Regions from separate parts of the Homo sapiens genome. Here region 2 is linked to region 1. Evidence: read pairs that join two places in POLR2A ChIA-PET (ENCODE). Cell type or tissue: Panc1. All regions are shown on one strand. Links, peaks and the distances in the headings refer to the core of each region. The heading gives the core; the rest is flanking DNA.

Region 1 (5,572 bases), core at 1,573-5,572:
TCCCTGTCCTCCCACCTCCTGGCCTTGGCTGAGGCCTTTGCCCCTCAGTGTGCAGGAACCAGGCAAGTGCCCTTTTTGCCATCCCGCTAAAAGTAGAGGATACAGAAGAACAAGGAATCCAAGAGAACGAGGTACTGGACTTGGACCTCCCTGGTAGGTGGCGGTGACTCCAGCAAGCTCTAGAGAGGGGGCTGGACATGTTGTCCCTAGGAAGACCTGCTGTCACATGGCTGAATGGAGTACTTACTGGCCAGCTGGCCTGCTCTCAAGCTTGGGGTCCTCTATAGCACACCCTACCCCAACTCAAGGGTCCTTGAACCCATCACTCAGGCCCTGGGCCCCATCCCTCAAGGGCAGTTGCCTGCAGAACTCTGCTCAGGCATGGGCATGGATTAGTGCCTGGGTCTGAAGTGCCCCCCAACCCTCTATGGGCACAGATGTGGGACCACCTGCCCAGCTTGGAGGCTGGTGAATCAGGCATGTCTCCGCTTCAGGAGTTCTCCCAGGACTGGGTTCAAAAGGTGTCTTCAGCAGCCCTGGGCACTGCTGCCCTGGAAGATGCTCCTGTGGAAGTGGCCCACTGCAGGGCCTTGGACAAAGTGGACCCCTGACTGAGGCTGTGAACTAAAAACAAAATTCTAAGCACCCCCAACCATCTGAATGGACCCCTCCTTTCAGCCAAGGACATTCCAAAGTTAACCTGAAAAACTAGTTCAGGCCATGACGGGAAGCAGGGGATTTGGACATGCCTCAGCATACCCTCCTTCTTTTGGAATTTAGGCACAACTGACCAGCATTGACATTAAAACAGAGACTACGTGTGTGTGAGACAGGGTCTGGCTCTGTTACCCAGACTACAGTGTTGTGGTGCGATCATGGCTCGCTGCAGCCTTGACCTACCAAGATTAAGTGATCCTCCCACCTCAGCCTCCCAAGTAGCTGGGACCACAGGCACACACCACCACATCTGGTAATTTTAAAATTTTCTTGTAGAGACAGGGTCTCACTATGTTGCCCAGGCTGGTCTTGAACTCCTAGGCTCAAGTGATCCTCTTGCCTCAGCCTCCTAAAGTGTTGGGATTACAGGCATGAGCCACTGCACCCAGCCTAAAACAGAGATCTCAAGGCCTTTGTAGCAATAAGACACTAAATTCCAGGCTGACTCTAGTATAGCATCATGACAGATAGCAGGCCCTGAAAGAACTCAAAGTATTTTACCCTAAAATATATTTCTTTGACATATTTTGGAATGGTCCTTTACAGCTGTCTGTTGTGGGGAAAATCTACATTCTGTAGAGAATCCCTTTCCCTTTCCAGGTCTTTTCCCTGATACAGGAAAGAATTAACTAAGAGTCTGGCACCTTTTTATGTCTGATAAGAAACATTTACAATCTATTCTCTCTGAAGCTGTCCACCTGGAGGCTTCATCTGCATAATAAGAACCTTGGTCTCCCAACTCTTATTTTAACCCAGACACTCCTTTCTATGGATTTCAGGTCTTTATTTTTTAGATGGAGTCTCACTTTGCCGCCTAGGCTGTAGTACAGTGGTGTGATCTTGGCTCACTGCAACCTCCGCCTCCCAGGTTCAAGCAATTCTCTTGTCTCACCCTCTTGAGTAGTGGGGATTACAGGAACCTGCCACCATGCCTAGCTAATTTTTGCATTTTTAGTAGAGACAGGGTTTCACCATGTTGGCCAGGCTGTCTCGAAATCCTAACCTCAGGCAATCCACCCACCTCAGCCTCCCAAAGTTCTGGGACTACAGGTGTGAGCCACCGTGTCTGGCCAGATTCCAGGTCTTTAGATGAACTCTTTCAACCAATCGCCAGTCAGAAAATCTGTGAATCCACTTATCATCTGGAAGCCTCCCCTCCCCGCCCTTCAAGATTTTCTGCTTTTCCAGGCTGAGCCAACAACAGTGTGAGCCACATGTTGTCAGGAGCTCCTGAGCCTGTGTCACGGGCATGTTATTGAAAACATCGACAAGTCTCAAACTGATTGAGACTTGTCTCAGATACTTTTTGGTTCACAAGGTCCCTTGGACAAGGCTTCCACCGTTGAGATTCTTTCTCAGCTGGAGAGAGGACCAGAGTCCTGCTTCCCAGGACTGGGGAGAGGATTGAATGGGATGTGTGGAGTCTCTTGGACCCCAGTACTCAAAGTGTGTTCCAAGCATGGGCTGCAAACTGTTGGCTACTGGCCATACCCAGAGGGTTCAGAAACGACAGCCTACATTTAGACCTAATTTTAGCAGTTTGAAAGAATCAATGTCTGTCTACGGAATTTAACAATTAAAGAAAACTTAGGGCTTGGATTTTGCATGTCATTTTAAAATTTCATTTTTTGGCAATTCATTTTTATTGCCTTGTATGAAAGTACAGGTCTTCAATGGATTGAAAAATTTAGCAAGACAGCAATGAGCCCTTTGTCACAGACAGATTTTGGGTTTTATTCTTTGTATGATGTGAAGCCATAGAGAGATGGGTGAGGGTGGCATGGGGTGTGTTACATTCAAGGCCTCTGATGAGGACTGGGGAACAGAGGAGGTTTTCTGGGTCTCCTCCTTCTGTGAGACAGGAATTGTTTTGAATCTGAAACTGCCTTTGCAAAATTATGACTAAGACAGTGAAAGAGATCTAACTTAATCAACTCCATCTTGCTTCTAACCTCTAAGCTGTCCTTGATCATTCCTGGGCGCAGGCTGAACTAACTTTCGGATAAACTTAGTTTATAATTTATAGTTTAAACAAAGACTATAACAGCCCTTTCCCAAAGCCGACCTCCTTCTTGCCGGGGGACTAGACTGCCTTTGTAGGACTAACATTAGCCACAAGATTAGAAATTACGGTTTAGGAGTCAGGCAGCTGGAGGCTACAAGATTCTGACCCTCCCTAAACTGCTCCTAAGAGCAGTGCTTGAGATATTTTGCAGAACCTGCACTTGATGGATCTGCTGGTACCACCCAGATCAATACACTGGCTCATCTGATCTTGTGACCCCCACCCAGGAACTGACTGAAAACAGGATGACAGGTCTGACTCCCTGTGATTTCATCCTTGACCAATCAGTACTCCTGGCTCACTGGCTTCCCCCCACCCACCAAGTTATCCATAAAAGCTCTGCTCCCCGAATGCTCAGGGAGATTGATTTGAGTAATAATCCGTGTGAATTATTCTTTCTCTTTGCAATTCCCCTGTCTCCATGAATTGGCTCTGTTTAAGCAGCAGGCAAGGTGAACCCCTTGGGTGGTTACAAATTTCCATGTGGAATTCTGCATCCAAGCAGATTCCAAACACAGCCTATGTGAGCGTACATGAAACTTCCCTGGGTTCCAGCAACACTCTCTGGGAAATGGAGGTGCTGTAGCCTCAAAGGGAGCCAAGCGTGGTCCTAGTGCTTCGGGCCCAGGGAGAGGTGAGAGCTGCTGTCCCCTGAGCCGGGGGCGTGCCTGCTACTCAGTTGCTCTGAAGAGTGGGAGACTGCAGTGGGGGAGCTTGGTGAAGGAGGCTCCTGCCTGCAGCTCCAACCACACATGGTTAGACAAGGAAGCTCAGATAACCAAGGGGAGTTTGCAGAAGTTCTTCTTAGCTCCACTCTATCACCTGTTTGTGCCTTAGGCAGGCACAAACCGTTGAGGCTGTGCTCCTCAGCTTCACCCTCACTCTTCCTGTGGCTCGCTTGCGAAGTATCAAAACATGTTTAAATTGTGAAAACATTTAATTCAAAATTAAATTTCAAAATCATAGACAAGACTGATATAACAGACAAGTGAAGACCCACAATTCTGTTTTACAGATGTTGTGACTTTACATGTGTACTTATATATATTTTTCTCTCTTAAAAGGAGGGAAGGAAGAAGGGAGAAAGGGAGGGGGAGAGAGAGAGAGAATGAACATTACTGAGGACTAAACTCTGACCTTTTTTCTCTCTTGCCCAAATTCCTATCTAAGGGACTGGGGAGTCATGCCTTACAGACCATAAAATCTCATCAGTTGGGTTTCATTTAACTGTATATAATGTGACTTACTTTCCAACCTGACTATGGCATAACATCACATGACAGATAAAGAAGGAAATCGGCCAGGTGCAGTGGCTCACACCTGTAATCCCAGCGCTTTGGGAGGCCAAGGCAGGTGGATCACTTGAGATCAGGAGTTGAAGACCAGCCTGGCCAACATGGTGAAACCCCGTCTCTACTAAAAATACAAAAATTAGCCAGGCATGGTGGTGGGCACCTGTAATCCCAGCTACTCTGGAGGCTGAGGCACAAGAATCAGTTGAACCTGGGAGGCGGAGGTTGTAGTGAGTCGAGATTGTACCACTGCACTCCAGGCTGGGTGACAGAGCGAGACCTCTGTCAAAAAAAAAAAAAAAAAAAAAAAAAAGGAAATCAAAATATTTTACCCCAGAATATGTTTCTTTGCCATATTTTGAAATGGCCCGCCATCTTTTGTGGGGGAAAATTTGCAGCTGTAAAGAGTTCTATTAACATAATAGAGCTTTCCCCTTCTAGGCCCTCCCACTGCTGAAGAGATTAGCTGAGAGTCTAGCACCTTTTAAAGACCTGAACAGGAAACATTTGCCATCTATTGTCTCTAAGGGTGGCCACCTAAGAGACATCATCTACATAATAAGAACTTTGAACTTCACAACTCCTTATCTTAACCCAGACACTTCTTTCTATTGATTCCAGGTTTTTGATAATAACTCTTTCAACCAATTGCCAACCAGAAAACCTTTGTATCCACCTATGTGACCTGTGGGCCACCCTCCCCACAATATGTCCCCATTTCCAGGCCGAACCAGTGTATACCTCACATGTATTGACTGATCTTTTACGTCTCCCTATAATGTATAAAGCCAAGCTCTAACCCAGTGCCTGGGCGCATGTTCTCGGGACCTCTTGAGACTGTGCCTTGGGCCATGATCATTCATATTTGGCTCAGAATAAATGTCTTTAAATGTTTCACAGAGTTTGACTATTTTTGTCAACATTATAGATACAGCTAACCATCTCCACTTTGAAGAGATGTATGTATTTATTTTGGATTTCCCTTGTTTTAGATTTTTCTATAAATAGTGTACTTACATTTATTTTTTTTTTTTTGAGATAGGGTCTCACTCTGTTGCCCAGGCTAGAGTGCAGCTCGCTGCATCCTTGACCTCCTTGGGCTCAAGTAGTCCTCCCACCTCAGCCTCCTAATACCTGGGACTACAGGTGCACTCCACCACACCTGGTTAATTTTTTGTATTTTTCATAGAGATGGGGCTTCACCATGTTGCCCAGACTCGTCTCAAACTCCTGGACTCAAGCAATCTGCCCGCTTTGGCCTCCCAAAGTGCTGGGATTACAAGTGTGAGCCACCACGCCTGGCTAGTGGCTTATTTTTTAATCCAGCAGTATGTTCTGAGGTTTATCCATGTTGATACAGGTGGCTTGGTTCATTTGTTTTAAGTGCTGTGTAGTATTTCATTATGTGAATAAACAAAAGCTTACCTATACTGTTTTGAATGAACTGTTTGTTGTTTCTGGTCTTCTACAGCATGAATGTGAATGTGAGCATTTTTGC
Region 2 (4,000 bases), core at 1-4,000, 150 kb after region 1:
ATTTTCAGCCTGTATAAAAATGTGGCTCCTGAAGCCCCCAAACATCGACCCCTCGGTGCTGGCTGGGCTGGCTGGGCGCCTCGTGCAGGCGCAGCTGGGCAGCCGTGGGGAACAGTTGGTGGGCAGCAGCCGGGAAGTCACGTCTGGAGGGCCCTGTGTGGGATGCCTCAGAGTTTCCCAGAGCTGGGTGGGGGTGGGGGCTCTCCTGAGCTGGGACCTTCTCCCATCTGGACCAGGGATGGCATTGACTCTCCCTTCCCTGCCCCTCCCCACCCCCACTGCCTTTGTTCACCTTGAGAACGCACACTTGTGCAGCCCTGCACAGCTCCCCTGCAGCCTGTGTGGGGCAAGGGCAGGGCCCTGGTGTCCAGCCCGGCTCTCAGGAACACCCTTGGCGATGCTGGGCAGGAAGCCCCTCCTCAGCTCCTCCCTTGGCAGATAAGGGTGGTGTCAATGGGCTCTCTACAGAGTCCGTCCTCTTTGGGTTGCCCTAGCATTGCTACAAACAGAGCATTCAGTAGGAAGGAACAGACCTTTTGCCCGAGTGACTTGGCCTGGATCTGAGAAAAACAGCCATCCTTCAGCCAGCAGGGACCATCCCCTGCTTCGTGGGGATGGCTGCTGTGTGTGGGCAGGCAGGGACAGCCCATCTGCCACGGCTGCCCAGTGGCGAGGTCCCTTGGGGACCCTGCCGAGAAGTGAGTGCAGGGCCTTACTGTGACCAGCTCACCAAGAGATGTTATCGGGCCTGAAGCAGGTCCCGAGGGGATTAGGCCATCTGGAGTGAGGGGCTGGCAGGGAAATTGCTTCTCGTTCACAGAAATGTTTAAGAAACAAATCCAGGAAAGGCCTGTTTTGGTTATTTTTTTTTTTGAATGACACAGTAACGTGTCAAACTTAATTTAAGAAACACCCTCAGATATTTTTATTTTTTTTTTGCATTGGATTTGCATTGAGATTTTTTAAAAATGCAAAAGGGCCTTTCTACTGGGCCTGAATCTTGCAAGATTTCTAACCCATTTCAGTCCTGTAAATAATTAGGTGCAATTGGTTGCTGAGACTGATTTTCCCAGACCCGTGGAGAAAGGCCCCAGCCGTGAGGGGCTCTGGGAACTTAGGGGACAGCACCTTATGGACACCCCTACTCAGGAAGGGATCATTGAAGAGATGCTTCTGGGCCTGGAACATTCTCCGCCATCTGGACCTTTCTGTATGCATAGAGGGGACCAGTGGGAACTGTGGGACAGAGGGAGGTCTGCACACCCTCCCTGGACACCATGAGGCCCATCTTGGGTCCCCTGAGTCCAGACCAGCCCCCAAGAAGCTCACAGTCTGGTAGGAAGCCGAGGAGGCAAACGAACAGGAACAGCCCTAAATAACTGCACAGTGCCCAGGCTGCCAGGAGAGTGTGTGGGCAGAGAAGGCTCCCAGAGCAGAAAAAGGATGCTCAAGGATGTATTCCAGGCCAGGGAGCAGCGTGTGCGGGGGCCGTGCGGAATGGCGCATTCTGCAAAATGCAATGTGGCGTCTGGCTGGGGGGCCACTCCGCACTCCCTGGCCTGGCTATGAGTCCAAGCCACCCAGGGGTGAGCTTCTGTAGAGCAGGAGTCCCTGGCTCTTCCCTGAGAGGGGACGTCATGGCCCCAGGTGTGGCTGGCAGAGGACCTGCAGGCTAGGGAAGAGGGCATGAGGTCGGCAGGTTAGAAGTGGCTGGGGAAGCACACGCAGGTCGCCTCTCTGTGGCAGTTGTCTCTTCTGTGAAGTTGAGACCGGTGGGGGAGATAAAGTACTAAGCACTGCAAATACAGAGATCCTTGGAGAAATCGAGTCACTGGAGTCTCCTCTAGGAATGGGGGGCTGCTGGGGTAGGGCCAGTTCCAGGCACGGAGGGGGCTGAGGGACACAGCAGGACAGGCTCCAGACCATCCCCAAGTGGCCTGAAGGTGACCTCGACCCCCTCAGCTGCCTTGTGTGTGTCCCTCCGGCCCTGGCCCAGAAAGGAGATGGTGCATGCCTGTTTCTAGACCTCTAGACCCCTCGTGGGGTCCCTGGGCTCTCTCTGCCAGGGACAAGCAGGGGCACCTTGCTCCCTTTACAACTCCCACTGTCCAGCGAGAGTTGGAGCTCGCTGAGTGCCACATGCCGTTAGGACCTAGGTGGGAGATGGGGGTGCCGAAGAGGGGATGGGGACTGTGGAGAAGTAGATGAAATTTCCCTAGGCTGGCTGGATGTGCCGCAAGTGTCTGAGCAGGGGCTAAGCCCACCCCCTTGAATCTCAGACGGAGCCACTGGGGCCCGGTGAGGCCCAACAATTGTCCCCAGAGCCTCAGAGTGCCTACAGGGCACAGTGGGAGGCAGCACTGAGCTGAAAGGAGCGTAATCTCTAAGCAGGTTTAACCTAAAATAGAGCCTGATAGCTCAATGACAGATGCTTAATTTGTCACAATATTTCTGTCATTATGCTGGGACAGATATTCTTGGTTTGTTCAAGAACAAGGTCTTTTTTTTTTTTTTTTTTTTTGAGTCATTATACAGCATAAAAGAGACCACACCCCAAACAAGATTGGGACAGCGCTGGGCCCCTGAGCCAAGCCAAGAGGAATCACCCCGCCCACACAACCACCCCGCCCACACAGCCTTCCCTTCCCGGAGCCACGAGCCACAACCAGGCCTACCTGGCTGGAAGAGGGGCTTCAGGGGCTGACTCCACCTGGGAGTGGGTGAGGGGAGGTGACCTCAAGCTCCTTTAAAGCCTTGCCTCTCAACTCCTCACTCCCAAATCCCTCCAAAGGAGATAAAATGACTCCTATAAAGATTAGAGATCATGCACCAGCATGAATGCATGTGAAAAGTGACAGGAACACAAATTCATGCGATGGGGGTCTCAGACTTTTGTCTACCACCAACTGAGAGTGATAAGGCCCAAGAGGGCCCCCTGCAGAGCTGCCTGCAAGAGATGTTGCTCTGCCTTCAAACGTCATGGGATGATGTGTGCTATTCAGCATACTCCTGTGTTTGTTTTCACTAGTTTGTAAAAGGCGTTTTCAAGCACTCACCATTGCCTGTGGAGTGTGGCTCACCCTCCCTGCCCACCCCAGAACACAGTTTGAGAACTAAGCTATTGAAGATGGACCCTTCCCCAAGCCCCAAGCCTAGCGCCTCTCCGTTTCTAGCCCAGCTAAGGGATGGGACCATAGCCCTGTAGCACTAGTGTGAGTGGGAGCCGGAGCCAGCCTGGCCTGCACCCCCACCCCCCAGCCAGGCACAGCCTGGAGTGGGAGGGCACCGCCTGAGAACCTGCAGGAGGAAGACCACTGGGGACGTCGCCAGAAATTGGCAGCCATGGAGACAGTGGCCCTTCCCCTCGGTGAGGCCCTGAATAGCCTTGCTAGTTCCTGCCCCCTGTATAGCCCACAAGGCCAGTCTCACCAGGGAAAATGGGACACTGCATCCCAGGCCCATGGGGACAGAGGGGTGCTGCCCGCTGGGCCTGGCTGGGCTGGCTGGGGTGGCTGCACCCAGGGGTCAGAGTTCATCTTCGGCCTTTCTCTGCAGGGTCAGGCCTGGGAGGTGCTGGCCACCACAGTCATAGTCCAACCAGCTCAGCCAGCAATGTCCAGAGTGACGCTGGCTTCATGCCACGGGACAAGGCCAGTGGTCAGGGTGGTGCCTTCCTGGGAAATGGCTCTTTTTTGGAGAGACAGCCATGATAGAATGACTTTGCAAGCTGGAAGGGCTGGGATGGGGCTGGGGTTGGGGTGGAGGTGGGGGCGAGGGTACTTAGAAAGCAATGAACAGCATCTGGTGGGGACTCACACCTGTGTTCACGCAGTGGGCACCTGTGGGCAGCTTGGCCAAATAGCCCCGAGAGACCAAGCAACTTTCCTGCCCAATGAAATGCAATCTGCTTTCTTCCTTTTCTCTAGTCATTATTTATTCATTTGAAAGATGCTTTTATGATAGAAATTCAGGGCTGCACACAGGCGTCTCTAATGAGGGC

The links. Peaks named below come from ENCODE experiments on the same cell type or tissue, not always from the same donor. Only the 100,000 strongest peaks of a DNase experiment are listed, where the experiment ranks them.
Region 2: POLR2A ChIA-PET joins it to region 1 with 12 read pairs; 2 of 35 experiments call an interaction of 5 or more read pairs at or near these places.

What each region holds. Positions count from the first base shown.
Region 1 is chr15:31,151,835-31,157,406 of GRCh38, forward strand. It overlaps a transcript of TRPM1 not described here. Among named protein-coding and RNA genes, the nearest start is that of TRPM1, 53 kb to the left of the region's middle. In Panc1, for the core only: no CTCF peak of the experiment used is centred there; no DNase peak of the experiment used is centred there.
Region 2 is chr15:31,300,931-31,304,930 of GRCh38, forward strand. No RefSeq gene overlaps it. Among named protein-coding and RNA genes, the nearest start is that of KLF13, 24 kb to the right of the region's middle. RefSeq lists enhancers at 1,341-2,023, 2,260-2,562, 2,657-4,000. In Panc1, for the core only: no CTCF peak of the experiment used is centred there; no DNase peak of the experiment used is centred there; H3K27ac peaks cover 496 bases.